Linked DNA regions of Homo sapiens: region 2 is linked to region 1. Evidence: chromatin loops called from intact Hi-C (ENCODE). Cell type or tissue: GM12878. All regions are shown on one strand. Each heading gives the region's core, and the rest is flanking DNA. Links, peaks and the distances in the headings are about the cores only.

Region 1 (9,002 bases), core at 736-8,735:
TATTTAGGACACTAACTCTTTGCTCTTTCTAGTTTCTAAAATGCTACGAAGGAAAGAGAAGAAAACTAACATATACTGAGCACTTACCATGTGCCAGACATTATGCTAGTGCTCTTGTATATATACTTTTGCCCTATTTTACAAAAAATACTGTTTTCATTTCATTTTAATGCAAACAGATTGTAAAGCATGTGAGCCCCCACATGAAGTCTGTTGCTCTTAGAATATTTCCAACTAGATTCTTCTATTCTCTATTCCCCGCATCTCTCACTGCCCTTGGTGTGTGTACCTAAGCAGTGTTTATTAAAGTGTGTATTTTTAAAAAGGGAATAAATTTGGCATGTATCACTATAGGCTTATGCATAATTAATTCTGAATAAGCTGAAAATGGAGCTTAAAATGGATGAAACTTTTAACATTTGGAGTATTAGCTAAAATGGGTATTTAAAAAATTATGGCTTTTCATGAAGCCATACAAGCCTCAGAGTATAGAGTCATAGAAAGAAATGGACTTAGGAATCAGACAGGGTTTTTATTTCCAGCTATCCTCGTAGGTGTGGGACTTGAGTTAACCTTTATAGCATTGGTTTTCTCATTTTGAAAAGGAAAATAATATGTCATAGAGTTTTTATGAGAATTAAAGAAAATAAGGTATGTAAATATATAATACACATGGTTTGTCCTATTTTGACACTTTGAAAATGATCATTATTAAATGTTCTGCGGCACATCTTGAATTTTTGTATTTGAGGCTATTGTCTTGAGATCAAAATATTAAAATTTTTGCTTGGGTAGTAGTTCTGCTCTAAAGTTAAATTATATGTTTCCTCTTTTGCTGATTTAGAGCAGCTTTTAACATTTCCTAGAGGCATGTTCCAGAGCTTGGCATTATAGTTAGATTTTTTTTTCTCTGACAGATATATCTTATTCTAAAAAATAATCTGGAATTGTATCCTTGTCTATACAACTCAATTTTAAAACAAAAAATCTTCCCTTTCACTCTGCAAATACAGCACATTTAACAGAAAATAGAGGCAATTAGGTAAGCACTCCTTCACTTTTCCAGCACCAGTTTTGCCAGCCCACCTTTTTCTGTTCTCACAGGGTGTACTTTCTTCTCTTTACAATGGGGGTTTATTCTTGCTGTTCAGACCAGCCTCTCCGCAACTCCTCCCTTCTTCTTCATGGATTTATTATTGCAGTGGTATCTGCTTCCTCTTCCATCACCAGTTTCTATCTCTCTATTTGATCCTTCCTCAGTAATATTTGCCTCAGTAATATTTGTATTAATATTTTGACTACACATCTTCCTCCTGCAACTGCTTTCTTTCACCTCAAACTCCTCTGCAGAGTTGACTCTTCTTTTTCTGCTTGTCTTCTTCCACAGATCAGCCCAATGAGGCATTTCCTTCCAGCTCTCCCTGAAACTGGCTATTGTGAAGGACACCCGTTATCTCAGCATGCCAAACCCTGTGGGTAATTCTATGTCCTCATCCAACCTGGTGTCTCAGCAGCATTGACATTGTGGGCCATGACCTGCTTTTCAAAGCACTTTCTAACTACCTGTCCTTTTGTGACTCAACATTTTTCTATTTTCCTTCCAGTTTACTGGCTTCTCTCTCATTCTTTTTTACTAGTTTCTCTTTCTATACCGAACTGCTAAATTTTTGAAAACTTCAGACATTCTTTTCCCCTATGACTCATATCTAGTGTCCAGACAATCACTTGCAGCCAGCCTCTCTTTTTCTCTTAAAATCTCCTCTCTTCCCATTTCTCATTTCTCTTTCCTCTCCTTAAGCTAATGAGCTTTTTTTGAGTACCTTCTATTTCTTCCTGGGCTCTGGGCTAGGCACTGGAGTTACCAAGGTGAATAATACACATTCCTTGTCTTCAAGCAATGCGTAGTCTACTAGCAGTCTATATTCTTTCTAGAAAGTATTATGAAGAATTAGAGTTGCTGTGATTAGGCTATTGGTCGTAACAGAAGGGGTACAAAGGACAGAGTGGGTGCGGATGGGAATCATGGAGAATTTCCTCTCTGATATAGGAATGGCTCACACCATTCTTATTCCAAACCCATAACTTGCATGGAAGAAAATAAATTGAAGATCACACCTAAATTTTTAAAATGTGATCTTTCAGGTGCCAAAAAAAAATGCAACTGTTTCAAACCACGTGAGTTTTAAAACATGAATAATAAGCCAAAAATGTTATAAATGAAATATTATAAATTCCCTTAATTTCTTTAATTTTTATTTTTATCAAAGTGGCACATATCCGTAATTTTAAAGTCAGATGGTTCTGAAAGGTCAATAGTGAAAAACACAGAAGTGTGTTTTTCCTATTTATCTGTTCCTTTTTCCTAAAGATAACCACTTTCAACTAGTTTAGCTACTTTTTTGGGTGTTTATAGCCATGTTGTAAAATAACTGATGTTTTTACATTGATTTTTTTTCCTATTTAAATATCCTATGTGCTGGATAAAGAGAGAATCCTCTTACTTGCTCCTCCAATCCACACATATATTCTTCCCTAATTCTACCAGCGATAACTTTTAGTTTTATCTTACTCAGATTTTATATTATCGTGACTCTGACATTTCTTCACAACTAAGACCTGTAGTATACTATTATTGCATTTCCTTTCTTGTATATTTTCCTTGATTTTAATAATTACATTTTAGTTTATTATCTAATACAAATTGTGGCTGACTGCCATGGTTACTGCTTGAAATGGTGACTACAGCAGTTACTTCTGTTACTGCTTGAGACCATCATTATAGCAGTTTCTACTGTTACCACTTGAGACTGTCATTACCACTGAAGGAAGGGATGAATGTAGAAATGAAAACTTAAGACAAAAGAAACTATTTTAAGGAAAGGCAACATGGGGAGAAGAAGAGAGCTACCTGCTTCTAGTGAGCAAAGGCAGCCCTTCGTATTTATTGGGTAACAAGAGCAGGGGGAGGAGGTAACGATTGGTTCACTGCTTAATTGATCAAAGGTTCATATTGTTACTAACAGGCTTCAATTATGCCTAATCATAAGAAACACTTGTGCCTGGGTCTTGACTGCCCTCAGCAGTCCTTCTGGGTGGCATACGCAGTTTGTCAGTTTGCCAACATTCTGCATTTATGACAAACAGTTTGCTACTTACATAGCCTCCAGTGGTATACTGAGTTGATCGCAACCCTCACTCTTTCAGCCTCCAACAACAAATTCACCCCAGGACTCTGCTAGAAATATAATTCCCCACTTTGTGTGTTCAAAGACACTATATATTCCTATAAATTTAATTTTCTTGCTGACTTCATCCTTGGAGTTCTCTACATCTGCTGGAATCAGGACCAGGCCATCTCTAGGCAGTTGCACAGCTTTTGTCCTGGGATGTCCCTGCACCATCATCCTGGGGTAGCCTTGGTCTCTCTTCTTTGTATTAGTTTCCCTGGTTTCTGCATCTCATGTTGTTTTCTTTCTTTATATCCCTGTTAAGGCAGAACACACCCATCAGTAGTTTCTTGAGGGAGGATGCAGGAATAAGTTGTCTGAGACCTTTGCTTTTTTCAACCCCTACAATTAATAATTTTCCTTTGTAGGGAAAATTAGATTGGGATTACTTTTTCTTGAGAATATTTAAATCATTGTCCCATCGTCTCCTAGCTTTCAAGATTGCAGTGAGTCATTCTGATTCCTCTTTGGCTAGGACCTACTTTTAAAGAATGAACTCTGGGGAATCTTCTTTCTCCCTTTACTCTGGAATTTCACTGGGAAGGTCCTTCTCTGGGTTTTCTCTTGTCTCTTGTGCTGGGCACTCAGTAGGCTTTTCAATCTGAAAATTTTTATATTTCAGTTCTGGAATTTTTTCCTGAATCATTTATTTGATTTATATGTTTATTAATTTTCTTTGTTTTCTGTTTTTGGAATTCCTATTATTTACATGTTTGTCCCTTGGCTAATTCCCTAATTTTCTTACTGCTTCTCTTTTGTTGTATTTCCAAGCTCTCCTTTTCAGCTACTTTCTGAATAATTTCTGCAACTTTACTTTCTACCTTCTCTGTAAGGCTTTTTTTTGCCTTTCTGCTATTGCATTTTTAAATTCCAAAATCTCTCTTTTGTCCCAGAATGTTCCATATTTGTAATATCCTTTTTTTCATGGTTGTTTTATCTTCTTTCATCTGTCTGAAAAATATGGATTTTTGATTTGTTTTCTTTTCTCTGCAATGTCTATGTTTCTTACCATTTCTTTTCCCTGATAGATTCGACCATTTTCTTTTTTGTTTTCTCTTTGGTTGATTGTATTTCCTTGTGGAAGATTTTCAGTGACCTGTCTGGTAGGTACAAGTCTGGCTGACTCTGTTCTGGGATCTGAGTTGGGAAAGGGGATGAGAGTATCATCATTCCATGAGTAGATTTTTCACTTAATCTAGCAATGTTCAGTTTGGCAGCCCTGCTCCTATGCCCAGTGCCCCCTAGAATCCCTCAATTCACGCTATTCAGAGAGAACATTTTCTAACTTTTGTTGAGATTGGACAGGGTATCTAACGTCTTTTTAAACAGATTTTTAACCAATCACCTCTGCCTTCACACTCCTTTAAGAGGTACCAGGTAACTTTAATTTCTGAACACTTCTGGAATTTGAGGTATGCACTGGCTAGCTTTTGGGCCTCCCTCCCCAGCCAGTCTCGGTTTTCGATTTTTCAGGTTTGCTAAATCATTTACCACTTATCCATCTGATTTCTAGCTTCTCAAATTGTGTTGCTGTTGTTTCCTCTCTTGTTCTGTTTGTCCTTGAGGATTTATGCCTTTAAAAATGCTACACATTTATTTTAGAGGAGTTTAGAGAAGGAAATCAGGTTAAAAATGTGTGTTTAATCTTCCTTTTTAAACCTGAAGCCCATCAATTTAATCAGTTAAGGGGAGACTTAAAAGAGGGGCAGAAATGACACACCAAATAGAGCAGTGAAAGTAAAACTGAGACAGAAAGGAGGAAGCAGTCACCAAGAGGACATACAAAAGTGGGGAGAAGGAATGAGACCTAGACTGAGGAAGGGCACAGCAGAGACGTTCATGTCTAAAACATTGACTTGATTCATTCATTTCTTTATTCATATATTCTCTCATGCAATGGAAGTTTCTCTTGAGCCATTGTGTTAGGAACTCTGATAGATGTTGCAGATACCAAATATATGAGTGGAAGGTAAATCAGCAATTGTTACTAATTCCTAACAGTTACTGAGCCCCTAAAGGGCTTATAGTCTGCTATCTTCAGATTATTTCAACTCAAAAATATTTATTCAGAAACTAGTGAGAGTCAGGCATTCTTCTATGTGATAAAATACTATTAATTTTATTCTGTAACAGCCTCTAATGTGTTGATTTGTTGATTACTCACTTCTCACATCTCTTTTGGTGTTCATTATTGTTAAAACCAAAACAGATTCCAACAATAATGTCTGTGGAATCCATTCAAAGGTGAATATGTAGTGTTATGCATTTGTATTCTTATGCTAATATGCTTGTATCTATAGTGTGACCATAAAGTAATAAAGAGATTTCTTGTGTTACTTACAGACCTCTATCTCTTAACTTGCGGTTACTTACAGAATATTTGAATATTTTCAAGAGCAACTAGGTAGACCTCATGAAAAGACTTTTACATACTGAAGTATTCATATGGCTAAATCACTGGAGATTTAGAACAACTTATGGTTACAAAATTAGGTAACAAAATAGATTAAATGTATCAAATGTCTACCATGTGTCAGACACTCTTTTAAGTGTTGTACCTGTATTAACTCATCTATTCTTCAAAGTAAAGGAGGTTCTATCTTTATCCCCATTTTAGAGCTAAGAAAACTGAGATAGAAGATTAAAAGACAATTGGAGAAGACATTTGTAGAGTACCTATACAATTTCCTCTATTGGAATTGATCCATCTGTTTTGACTGTTGACCTCATGGATGGTCACTGAATGAGCATCTGAAAGACCTCCTTAAGAAAAGATCCCAGAAAACTGCAGTGGTATCCAGGGAGGCTGGCAGGCTTGCTAGGTTTTTGTTTACTCATTTGTTTGTTTGCTTTAGGGTTAGATTCATATTGATGACTGAGTAGCTTGATAAGCGTAGGAGGACTAAAAAATTATGAACCTTTGAAATGTTTAGAACATTTAAAGAATAATTTAGTGTGTCAGAGATTCTCAGCCCATTATTCAAAACAACTTATCAGCAGATTTTAAGGGGAAGGAACTGTTTGCATTGCTATTATACAAAGAGGCCTTTAAATAATTGTTGCTGGTGCTCAAAATATCTGTTTAAACTCAGTTTATATATTTCTACATATTCTACTATCATTTTCTCATAAAGCTTATTAGTGATCATGATTACAAATGAAGATGTAGTTCCTACTGCTACTGATTTTGGCTTTATTTGCTTGTATTATCACTATTTATAGTAATCAATGGTCATGCAGGCTACTAGCTGGTGATAGTCCATTCAAGCGGCTAAGAAAATCACAATGGCAAATGCATTGCTTTCTGGTTAAATGAGGCAGTACAAATGAGTCATTAGTTATAGCCTCCTAGATAACATATGGTTCCAAGGAATCTCTGTTTAACCTCCAGTTTCAAAAGATTATTCAGAATTTCTTCCCTTCCTTGGTGGCTAGTCTGTAGAATAAAAACTAGTCTGAGTTTGAAACATAAATCCATAGCTTATGTGGTGCATAAAAATGTGTTAGAAGGTTTATTAATCAGGGGGTTTCTGCACTGGTGGGTAATGTTTTTTGCATACTCTTAGAAATCTGTCATTCTCTTATACACTAATCTCTGTGTGTGTTTAAAGTGGTCATCTTAGGCTTGCTAGGGTTAAGATCACTTCCATTGGTATTTTCATCTGTAAACACCAATAGTAAACTATCCCTATTTGCGAGTCAGTGTTTAAGTAGCCTAATAATTAGACCATACTAAAAAGGATCTAGGATTTTGTATATGCCATTGCATCTAAACTCTATCACCTTTCTTACATAAACCAGGTCAGTTTGTGTATCTCCCATTTTTTTTTAAAACTAACTTTGTGACCTCAAACAAGTTTCCTAGCCATTCAAGGCCTCACTTTTATCATGTGTTAAATGGAGATGATAACGTATCTGTCTTATAGGATTATGTGAGAATTAAAGAAAGTAGAATTAAGGCAAATAAAACATTATTGGGCCGTAGGAATCACTTAATAAACATTACTTCTGTATTACTCCCAATTTAAAAAGTGACAATTTACTTTCAACTGACATGTTTATTTTGAACATGAAAATACACAAAAATAGTCCCTTCTTTAATATTCGCCTTGAAGTGCATTCTGGATGTTTATTCTGTGCTTTCATGCCAGTTCTCTGTGGTAAGAGGCAGAGATGATTCAACCTGAATAAAACAGCCTTGAGGGTTTGTGGAATCCAGTATTAATGATTCAAGCTCCTATCATTACACAGTTGCAGAGATAGCAAAAGTTGTCATTACGTGAAAACCTTCCTCTGTTGAACTGAAATCTTATGAGTCCTGTTTCTTGCATCTTCCTGAATACAACACAAGCAACCACCCCCATCCATTGTAAAAATATCTGTGTAGAAGAGCCTTGTGGAATGTCAGGTACTGTAAGCATCTGGAAATTCAAATGCAGATAGAGTAGAAATCAATTGCAAAATGAAATCTCCTATCTTAGTGGAAGGAGTTTAGAGTTTATGAAATTAATAAAAGTGGTTAGTCAAATGAAAAGTCACTGATAGTTGAAAATATAGTAGACTTAGGCTATTTGATAATTGAAGAGAAATGAAGCAATGGATTAAAATAATCATTTGAATACAAAAGGATTAAAAGACCCTTGAGAAAACTGAAGGAGCTCTCAATTTTTTTCATGAAGCATGTCTCTTTATTATCAACTTGCAAGAGTCAAGTATAAATTAATTAGTACTTTTGTTTGAAAAAAATCACGCTCAGATACTTGATTTAGTTCTAAGAATTAGTGCACAGTTACAGTTACAATAAAATAAGTGGGTTAAATATGAGATAATAAAGGAATTTCTATAATTTGAGTTCCTTTTTTTCAGTATATAGTTCCAAGCAAATCTTATTAATGTCTTTTCAATGGATTCACATTTAACAAAGACCTTTGTGAAATATCTGCCATCTTTTAGGTAAAGCAGACATCCAATACAAGCTTCTAACATATTTCTTGGAGCCTATCTGCATAGTCAGAAATTATGCACCCCGAAATTCTTCCACACGGTTTATTTAAACAATTGCTGAGAGTGAAAAGAAAATTCATTTTGTTCTTGTGCTTCTGGATTCTTAAGTACCATCTTCCTGTACTTTCAATTTAAATTACCCTCAGATAGTTTTTCACCCCTGCCTTAACATGCCAATTAATATTCTGGCTATTACTATGTCACTCGCCTCAGAAGAAAGTTTCTGTCAAGCCCAAATTAAGTTACTGAAGATATGAAATTAAAACAAAACAAAATCATGGCTAAAAAAATATAAACCTTAACAAATAGTAAATTCCTGCTGAAGGCAGAAATAAAATGTACTCTATTTGAGATCAAAATTTACTATTACTTTGCAAGAATGTCAATTCCCAGTTCAGCTCTAGTCAAGTGTATGAAATAAATCGTTTCAGAATTTCAATGTTAATTCCTCTAGCACATACTGACGAAAGGGGAAAAAAATAACTATTATCATAAAGTTTCTGTTTAGGTGATTCCGTAGTAAGTTGATGATGATCACAGCTATGTTGCTTTTTGGAAGCTTGGAAATGTTTGTGCATGGAATGCAATTGGTAATTAATCAAGGAAGTGATATCTCATTAGGTTTCTAAAACTCACTGTTCTACTTGTATGCTCAATGCAATCCTGTCTTTTTCCTTCCAGAACCTGACTCCAAAAACCTCTCTAACCACTCTGTCTTTCCCAGTTTCTGCTATAGCCACCACTTTTCTTCCTTCTTTTCTTCCTAGGTTC
Region 2 (9,002 bases), core at 442-8,441, 59 kb after region 1:
TCATTTTAGTACTATCATATTAGCAACAACATAAAAATGATCCATGATGTTACAATTTCTGGTGCTTATTAGAAAATATAAGCTAAAAATTTGGACTACTAGAAAGCTTACTCAGAACTTCAGAAATTAAAGATTTTTTTAAAAGCCACTTGCAATGGCTATATAGAGCCATCTGTCTGGAAGGGGGAAAAACAGCTAAGACTTCAGTACTCAATTGCTTATTATGAAAGGCATGCTATGGACTGAATGTTTGTGTCCCCCCCAAATTTATATGTTGAAGTCTGGATCTCCAAGGTTAATGGTATTTGGAGGCAGGACATTTAGAGGTTAATTAGGTCATGATGGTGGAGCACTCCTAAATGGTATTAGTGTCACTATAAGTGGAGGAAGAGACCAGAGCTCTCTACTGTCTGCCATGTGAGGTTACAACAAACAGTTGGTCATCTGTAAACCAGAGAGTAAGCCCTCACCAGACACTGGATTTGCCAGCACCTTGATATTGAACTTGGAATCCTCTAGGACTGTGGAGAAACAAATATTTGTGTTTTAAATCACCCAATCTATGATATTCTGTTATAGCAACACAGACTCCCTAAGATAGGCATCTTGTTTAATGTATGTTTTACCTTTCTCCAGAGCTTGGCCTCTAGGAGTTCTAGGATCTTGAATCTAAAGACTTGTAACTTCGAACTATTATTTTTATATGCATTTATTTTATCCTGATAGAAAACGCGAGGTTTCCAGATCAGAGAAAAGACCAAGTATTTACTTATAGAACATCACGTGAGAATTTCCCAGGCCCCAATCCTCCATGGGGCAGCATGGTGAAGACAGGTGTCATCTGAATTTTGGAGCTTACATAGCAGGTACTTGCACAGCTGCCACTCCTGTCATTCAGAGAGGGAAAGAGAATGAGAAAGAGAGAGTTAACACTTTTATTCCTTGGCATGTAAACAAACCCTCTCTATAAAAAAAGCCAGGTCCCTTGGCCTACTATCCTCTTAAATGTAAACAAATGACTAAATGACTCCAGGAGAAATAAGCCAGCGAGTCTTTCCAGAGATGTACTTTAATTTCCAAGATTTACCTTTATCTTCCAAGACTTGTTTGCCATTCAGCAACCCAGGCTACTAGTACTCTCTTGTTTAGGAAGCCCTAACCATACAGAAACAGAAAAATAATAGTTGCTTCTTGACACTAACGAGCTTATAGTGCAACTTAAATATCACAGGTGGTTCAGGATTGAGTATAATCAAAACATTAAAATGAATCTTTTGTTCCATTAAGAAGACTTTGCATGTGAAGAAAGTTTTGCTGCAGATGCTGAGAAATTCTACTGTTGCAAATCTACTGTATTTTTCTAGGAAGCTCATGCTCCTACCCTCTGCAATGACAATTTCATCCTCTCTCTCTCTCTCCTAAGACTTTCCATCTAGCACCACCCACCATTTTATCTAGTGACCTTATCTCATATATCACTAATGAAAATTCAAGCCATTAATAGTGTACATCCTCATCCTGCCTGGAAATCCTGCCATTTCCAAATAAACTCATATATTTTCCCTTTCACCTATCTCTCCTTTCTCTGCTACTGCAGCTAATTCACTACATATTCTCTGAATCCCTTTCATTTTGATTATCCTAAGGACATTCCTTCTTCAGGAGTCTTCTCTCTTTTTGGCATATTCAACTTTTTTCTCTCTAATACTTCATTCCAGTCACATACCATTCATCATTGATATTATATCCCCCTTCAATTACCATTACTCTTTGTTTAACTTCTCAGAAATGTTATCTATACATTCTATTTCCATACCTATATCTCTTTTTTGAAGCCTTCAAGTCATTCCATTCTTGCTTATCTTCATAAACAGCAAATGTTTCTTCCAAGGTCACTGGACACTTTCATTTTCCAAATGAAAGTTCTTATTCTGTATGATCTACCAGTAGCTCTCATCAAAGTTAATGTTTCCATCTTTGAACCATCTCCTAGGTGTCCAGTGACCTTATTGGATATCACTTATCTGTCATCTTTCCTTATCTCCTCCTACTAGACTTTAAAACTGGACTTCTATAAAACTTGGTACAGAACCACATTCTCTTGCTCTTCCTATCTCGAGATAATTTTATTAATTGTCAGGGCTCTAGATATCATTGGTATTTTGACAAATTATCTTCATTGAAGGTATCTCCTTGATGCTGTGTATCTTCACTTTGATATTTTATATTCACTTGAAATGTTTCCTGTTTCATCTTTATGTGGGTATTTTATAAATGCCTTCCCTCCCATCCCTGCCAACTGTTCCTCCTCCAATCTTCTCCAACACAGAAAATAATCCACCCAGCTGCTCAAGAAAGAATCCTGAGCATACCTCAAGTCATGATTATTTAATCTGAGTTTCTCCTAAGGATTTATTGTATATGCATGAAAGACAATAAATAATGTGCTTAGAACAATTTCCAAGTGATTAATTATGGCTGCATGTCAAATACAGAATAAAATGACGAAAGTCATACTTCAGTGGTCATTGTCACTATTAATACCTTAACACCTTTTTGCTTTTATGCAGAGCTGCATCCACTAAAATAAGTTAATATTCTACCTTTACAGACCCCTTTGGTAGAAAAAGCAGGTTCACAAGCCTATCTGGGGCTTACCCATATAATGACTTCTCTAAAATATCACTAATCAAAGGTATTATGCTTTCCTGACAGTTAGGATTCAAAGTGGTAAGATTTTCCTTACCTTAAAAATAAACATATGCCAGAGAGTGCAATGGCAGACAAGTCCAAAGTCAGGTTACATATATGTAATTATATATTTACAAAATCTTTTCATTAACCCATCGAGAAGAACCACATATTATTTACTACAGATAATAAAAAACATCTCAGGGGTTCATCAGTGTTGGAACACCAGTGGTTTTTTTTTTTTTTTTTTTTTTTTTGACCCTAGACAATATGTTGCCTCTGAATTATTTTGAAGACCAGGCTGTTTATTTACACCAAGAAAATTGGGACATTTTAACTATATCAGAACTTGGCAAAAATTTTGAAATAATACATGAGATTGGACTTAAGCAGTACTTATGGTAGTAATTTTAATTTTTAAGTTCTATTTCAATAGTGAAGAAAGTCTGTTAACTTTTTTAAATAATGCCTATGTTAACAAATAAGAGTTTCAGTGCTTATATCTTGCATGCAAAGTGTAAGATGCCTTCTCCCCTCCTATTTAATTTTTGAAGAACTTCTGGTTTTTAAAAAGAGAATTTAAAAAATCAAAATTGTGGACATAAGTAATGTGTGACTTCTCAGTAGTCAATCCATTAAAATCCACCTAGAATTTTAACAAGGATTTCAGTTTAGTAAACATTTATTAAGCATCTCCCATTAACTAGCACTGAAAAAGGTAACCTCACAATGTCAGTGTTAATAGCATGCATGATACAGCCCACCTGCTGGCTTTCTTGGCAGGCATTGCTAATTTTTAACTAGAGTCTTCACAATTCAGCTGCAGGTTTTTTGTTTTGTTTTGCTTTCCCTAGTCAGTTTCAATATAGGTCACTTTCATGCCAGACACATATTTACCATTTCAGTGTTAGCAGTAGCAAGATCTGTGAAGAATCTGAGATTTTATCTTACTTGAAAACTAATAGATTATCCTGTTAGCAGTTCATGGATGTGAGACATGAGACTCCTGGGTCAGAAACAAGGACTTTATTACTCATGGCATAGCAAGTAGGCTGAACATCAGCATATTTTATATTGGTTCCCTGAGACCGAATCCCCACGAGGCATTGTGAATAGGGCCAGATGATACCTACACATGTGGTTGGTTGTGTTAGAACAGAAGAACCCTGAGTTTAGGGAACCCAAAACTTTTATAATGAGAAACCAGCATGCCTGCCCTTTGCTTCAGATGGAGACACTATTTCTATCTTTCAAGGTTGTTTCTACGTAAAAATTCTTGAAAAGATATTCTGTAACAGGGTCAGTCTGTACCTCTGCTCGTAAGACAAGTAGAAGCCCAGAATACTCAGGCAGAATTATCCCCCACAAGCAGATAGAACATTTTACCTCTTTAAATGAGACAGGAATAATATAGGGTGGTCACAGGAGAATAAAAACTTCCAGGTGGCAGTTTCACGTAACTAGAGGCTACAGGCTCATAATACCCTGAAAAGCAGGGTGTGGACCAAGCTGGCTAAGACTGACTGGACCCAACATGGTGCTTGATTTGACTTAGGTTTCACCTAGGACCTCAGTATATGTTCATTAACATACTAAATCAGATACCCAACAGCGCCATGACAGTTCTGAGAATACCTATAGTTAGTGTTAAAATGGGTGGCACTACAGTTCTGAGAAATCTCTACCTTTTCCCAGGAATCTTCACGAATATCTTACCCCTTGGTTAAAGAAACCCATAAAGGTAGCAGCTCCAAACCCTTCTGTGAGTGACTCTCTCCTGCATATGCCTGCACTCCCTTTCTTGAGTATGTACTTTTTGCTTTGCAATAAATCTCTGTACTTCCACTCTTTTCTAACTCATTTTTGAATTCCTTTTCACAATAGTGTCAAGAGCCTGGACACTAGCTGGGGGTAAAGATCCCAGAAGCATTTGGGGACCTTCCCCAGCTCACCAGTATCCAGTGTGAAGGCTAATCTCAGGATTTAATCCTCAACATATGTCATTCATTCTTCAGAAATAAGTAAGGTGATTGAAATTGTTTCAACTTAGCAGATGAATTAATCAAGTCATTTCTGCATACAACTAAGAACCAATCTAAGCAACTAATTTAATGTGAACTAATCAAAGTTAATAATCTTTAGTTTTCTGTTGGTATACAGGTACTGTATATCTAGATTAGGGTCAGGTATCTTTATGGTATTAAAGAAATTAATCAGTATAAAGATCATTTTAACAGCTTCGTTTATTCTCTGTGCTGACCAGTCCTGCTATTAAATATAGAGATCAGTTTTGTTCCCTTCAGATATTTATTTGTTCTCTGCAGATTATTTCTCTTTAGACATTATATTTATTTAGTATTTTAAAAATATTTTTATAGATATTTTCCAATATACACAAAAGTAGAGAGAAGAGTATAATGAACCATATGTGTACATCACCCAGGTTAGTCAATTATTAACTCATGGCCAATCTCATTTTTCTCTCTTTCTCTACTACTCACTTCCCCTGGACTACTTTAAGAAATCTCAGACATTGTATCAATGTATTTGGGTGAATTATTTTCAAGATAAGGCATTTCTGCTCTTCTTCTCTTTTTTGCCTATTCATTCTGATAAGTTTATTCTTGTGTGTGTGCCTATTTGGAAATTTGCTTACACAAATTGTATGTTTGAATCTTGTTTGGGTCCTTGACATGCAGGTATACTATGCTGTATTTCTGTTTTGTTTTTATTCTTTAACAGTAGTTTCTTTATTTTTATCTATGAAAATGTAAGTCTCAATATGATCAAATTTGGGCACCGAGGGAAGAACTTCTGTGGCTTGATTTCTTTTCCTTTTCCTTTCTTTCTTTCTTTCTTTCTTTCTTTTTTTTTATAAAGACAAATCCTATTTTGGGTTAATTTCCTTTTAACTAATCAAAAATGTTCATATGCCTTCTTCATATATTCACTCATAAGATATGTGGCTATGAAATGACTTTAGATTTGCTAGAACAACTTGTATATGTACAAATTCCTATATACTCCTCTAACTGATCATTTCATCCAAGCTATGAATCATTCTTCTTGTTTTCCTGCAAGCCTTTCCAGTTTATCTACAGCTTTACAAATGAGTTGCCAGAAGATGAAAGAAGAGCTTAGGCTCCAAAATAGAGCTGGCCCCATACTGTGTAGAGACCCAAGTTTATATGCGGAGAAAGAAAATTGGTTGCTAGTAGAGCTTCCAATTTGGTAGAACTCTCCAAATTCATATCTCAAACATACAAAGTAGGGTTTCCTTTAAACTTGATAGGATTCTCTTAGGAGACAATGATTTGTCTATTACTATTTAGGTGCTAATTCTTAACATATGTACATTACCTTAAATTTATGGTTCAGATACTCTAGCTTCGTAATGGATAAGGTAACTGTACTGTGGATAGGATGAACAGGAGATGGTGAAGCAAAAAGGAAAGCATCTTTATTTAGGGCTGAGGTTGTTGATGGTATCAATCGCCATAAAGTAAATAAATCTGTGTAAAATAAATCTCTCACAGATTGGAATTGCTAAACAAGAGGAAAGAACCAAGGAAGCCTAAAAGGTAAAAATGAGTGTTTGTCAAAGCTGGGAGCTCAGGATACAAGTCTGGAGTAGTGACAATTCCATGGTGCCTGCCTTAGGGAATCAGATAAATTTTAGGGAAAGAAGAAAGTCATGGCTACTGCAGCCTTGCACAGCGGCACTGATGTGTGGCCATCACAAGATCAAAAACAAAACAAAAATGTTGGTGGCCTTACTTTGTTAGTGTTTTTAAAAATCCCCTGGTGTTGTTTGGTTGGTTTATAAACAGCTGCTCTGGATGCTGCAATTCTTTTTCTGGTGAAGCATAGCGAGAACATTAAAAAATTTTATTTTATTTTAGATTAGAAGTATACGTGCAGGCTTCTTACACGGATACATTGTTTAATGGTGGGGTTTGGGATTCCAGTGTACCCATTGCCCAAATAGTAAACATTGTATCCAACAGGTAATTGTTCAACCCTCACCTCCCTCTCAACCTCCCCTCCCTCTCAACCTCCCCTCTTTAGAGTCCCTAGTGTCTGTTTTTTTTCCATCTTTATGTTCATATATACCCATTGTTTAGCTCCTACTTATATCAGTAACTTTAATGGCATGCTGTAGTCATTGAGCGAAATATGTTTTTTTAAGTTTTCAAAGTATTTTCATATGTACAACTGTTAAGTCCCTAGAGAGAAACTCCAATAAAAATTATTTTACATTTACAAAACAGTGGCACTTTAGAGTATGACTTAATTTCCTCCTCTTACGTCATTTTAGTTAGGAATTTTAAGAAAATGACTTTACTTGTCCATCCCAATATCTTTGGTAACATGTTATCTATAGCACACTTGTTGTGCATGATTCATGTGTTAATTATACTTATTTTTTTCCTAGCTCACCACAGAAAACATTCCTGAGATGAACATTTTCCATGAAAATCGATTAGCATTTTAAAATCTCATGTGTTACATTTTTATCTTTTATTCCTTCTCCCAGAAAAACACAACAATATCTTTAAATGGAATATTAAAAGCTTCCTTTTCGGAGAACATCAGCAGTATTTCTCCAATAGCTTGTAATAATACTAAGTAGGAAAGAACAGTGCACTGAATCACAGTCTTGCACTGTTATACAATCACTTAAGGTCAGTTACATAAGGAAATAGATAAATAAAGCAAAAGGAAACTTGTATCACATTTGTGAAAAATGCCAAGCTACATAGAATGGAACTGGCACTCAGTTAACAGTTGGCTTTATTCAGGGTCTTATTGATGACCCATCGGCCTTGCAGGCTATTCATGAAGTGAGCTCTTTTAGGTTACTTATGCCTTATGATTACAGAGCAAATAAGAGAAGAAATTCATTTCTAGTAATTAAACATGATATTACTAATTTCTTAAAGGCTTTACTAGGTCTCAAGATCTTGAAATGTCTGACTTTTAAAAAATAAAAGTGAAAATCCAAGATGTGAAAGAATCCATTTCAAAAAATAACAATTTATTAATTTTTTTCAATTTTATTTTAGATTTGGGGTACATGCACAGGTTTGCTACCTGGCATATTGCATGATGCTGAGATTTGGGATATGAATGAAAGGATCAGTTTTGATAGCCCCCTCTCTACTGACATTTTATGAGCAGGGAACTAGTGAGGAAGAATAGAGACATCACTAAATTTGGACTTAGGAAATATGATCTTGGGTCCCAGGCTTCTCTTATTAATTCTGTGATTTTGGACAGGCCACTACTTAACCTCTTTGGGCCTCAGTTTCTCTTTATAAAATGTAGACAGTATTCCCTGTCCATGTCAAAGGGCTGTTAAGCAAGCAAAATGAAACAATACATGTTAAAGTGCTTTGTAAAAGAGTGTTACACAAATATAAAATGTTTCCATTCTTGAGTTTCTTCCTAATAAGGCACATAAAGAATATATTCTGGAGGAATAGGGTTTGGGTAGTCAAGAATTTGGACATAATCTTTTGTAAGTCCTGCTCTTGATCATGATCCTCTCAGTTGCTAAAGGGATTAAGTTAGACACTTACAGAGGTGTAGTTTTTTCAACCACTTACATACACTTCTCAAGAGATCAGAACAATTGTTCCATCTCTTCAACAATCTGAAAGAAAAAGCTATGACCCTTTGTTTTCTAAGGGCCAAATATAGGCCATGTAACAATTAGATTTCATTTAACTGTCAAGAACACCCAGTTTCACACACAATTAAAAGAGAATCTGGAAAGATGCATAATGGACCGTTTGTTGGAGGGGAATATTTAACCTTATACTGATTGTATTTAAATCATGCATTTTGTTTAGAATTCAAGAGGGTATTATCGGGGTAGTGAGAACTGAGGAGAACAGGAGATTCTTTAATTGCTGCAATTCTTTATTTACTTCCTTTCCAGGGCTGTGCAGATGGATTCAATGTAGAGATCAAAGGCAAAACCTTTATAAGGCATATAAACTGAAATTACTTTTGCACCAACCTAATAGTTTATGTCCATTTTCAGAAGGGCAAGAGGGGAGCTTTAAGAGGCTAAATGACATATTAATTTATTGCACTGAAAAGTGGGATCTTGGCTGCTTATCTTAAAGCTGTATCTGACAAATATAAAATAGAGATATAAGACCGTTAGAGGAATGGTAGCAAAAAAGTTCCCCCACTTAGTAATGACCAGCTAAATATTCATGTAGCAAACATTTGGCCTGAATTATACTGATAATTGCATCAGTCCTCTATTTGACTTTGCATGTATAAACAAAGACTGGTAA

Evidence for each region. Peaks named below come from ENCODE experiments on the same cell type or tissue, not always from the same donor. Only the 100,000 strongest peaks of a DNase experiment are listed, where the experiment ranks them.
Region 2: a loop joins it to region 1, with 2.8 times the contacts of the local background. A loop is called at or near these places in 1 of 110 quality-filtered maps.

What each region holds. Positions count from the first base shown.
Region 1 is chr13:47,031,845-47,040,846 of GRCh38, forward strand. No RefSeq gene overlaps it. Among named protein-coding and RNA genes, the nearest start is that of HTR2A, 140 kb to the left of the region's middle. RefSeq lists an enhancer at 4,909-5,008. In GM12878, for the core only: no CTCF peak of the experiment used is centred there; a DNase peak (open chromatin) is centred at 4,957; H3K27ac peaks cover 1,088 bases.
Region 2 is chr13:47,091,434-47,100,435 of GRCh38, forward strand. No RefSeq gene overlaps it. Among named protein-coding and RNA genes, the nearest start is that of HTR2A, 200 kb to the left of the region's middle. In GM12878, for the core only: no CTCF peak of the experiment used is centred there; a DNase peak (open chromatin) is centred at 3,538.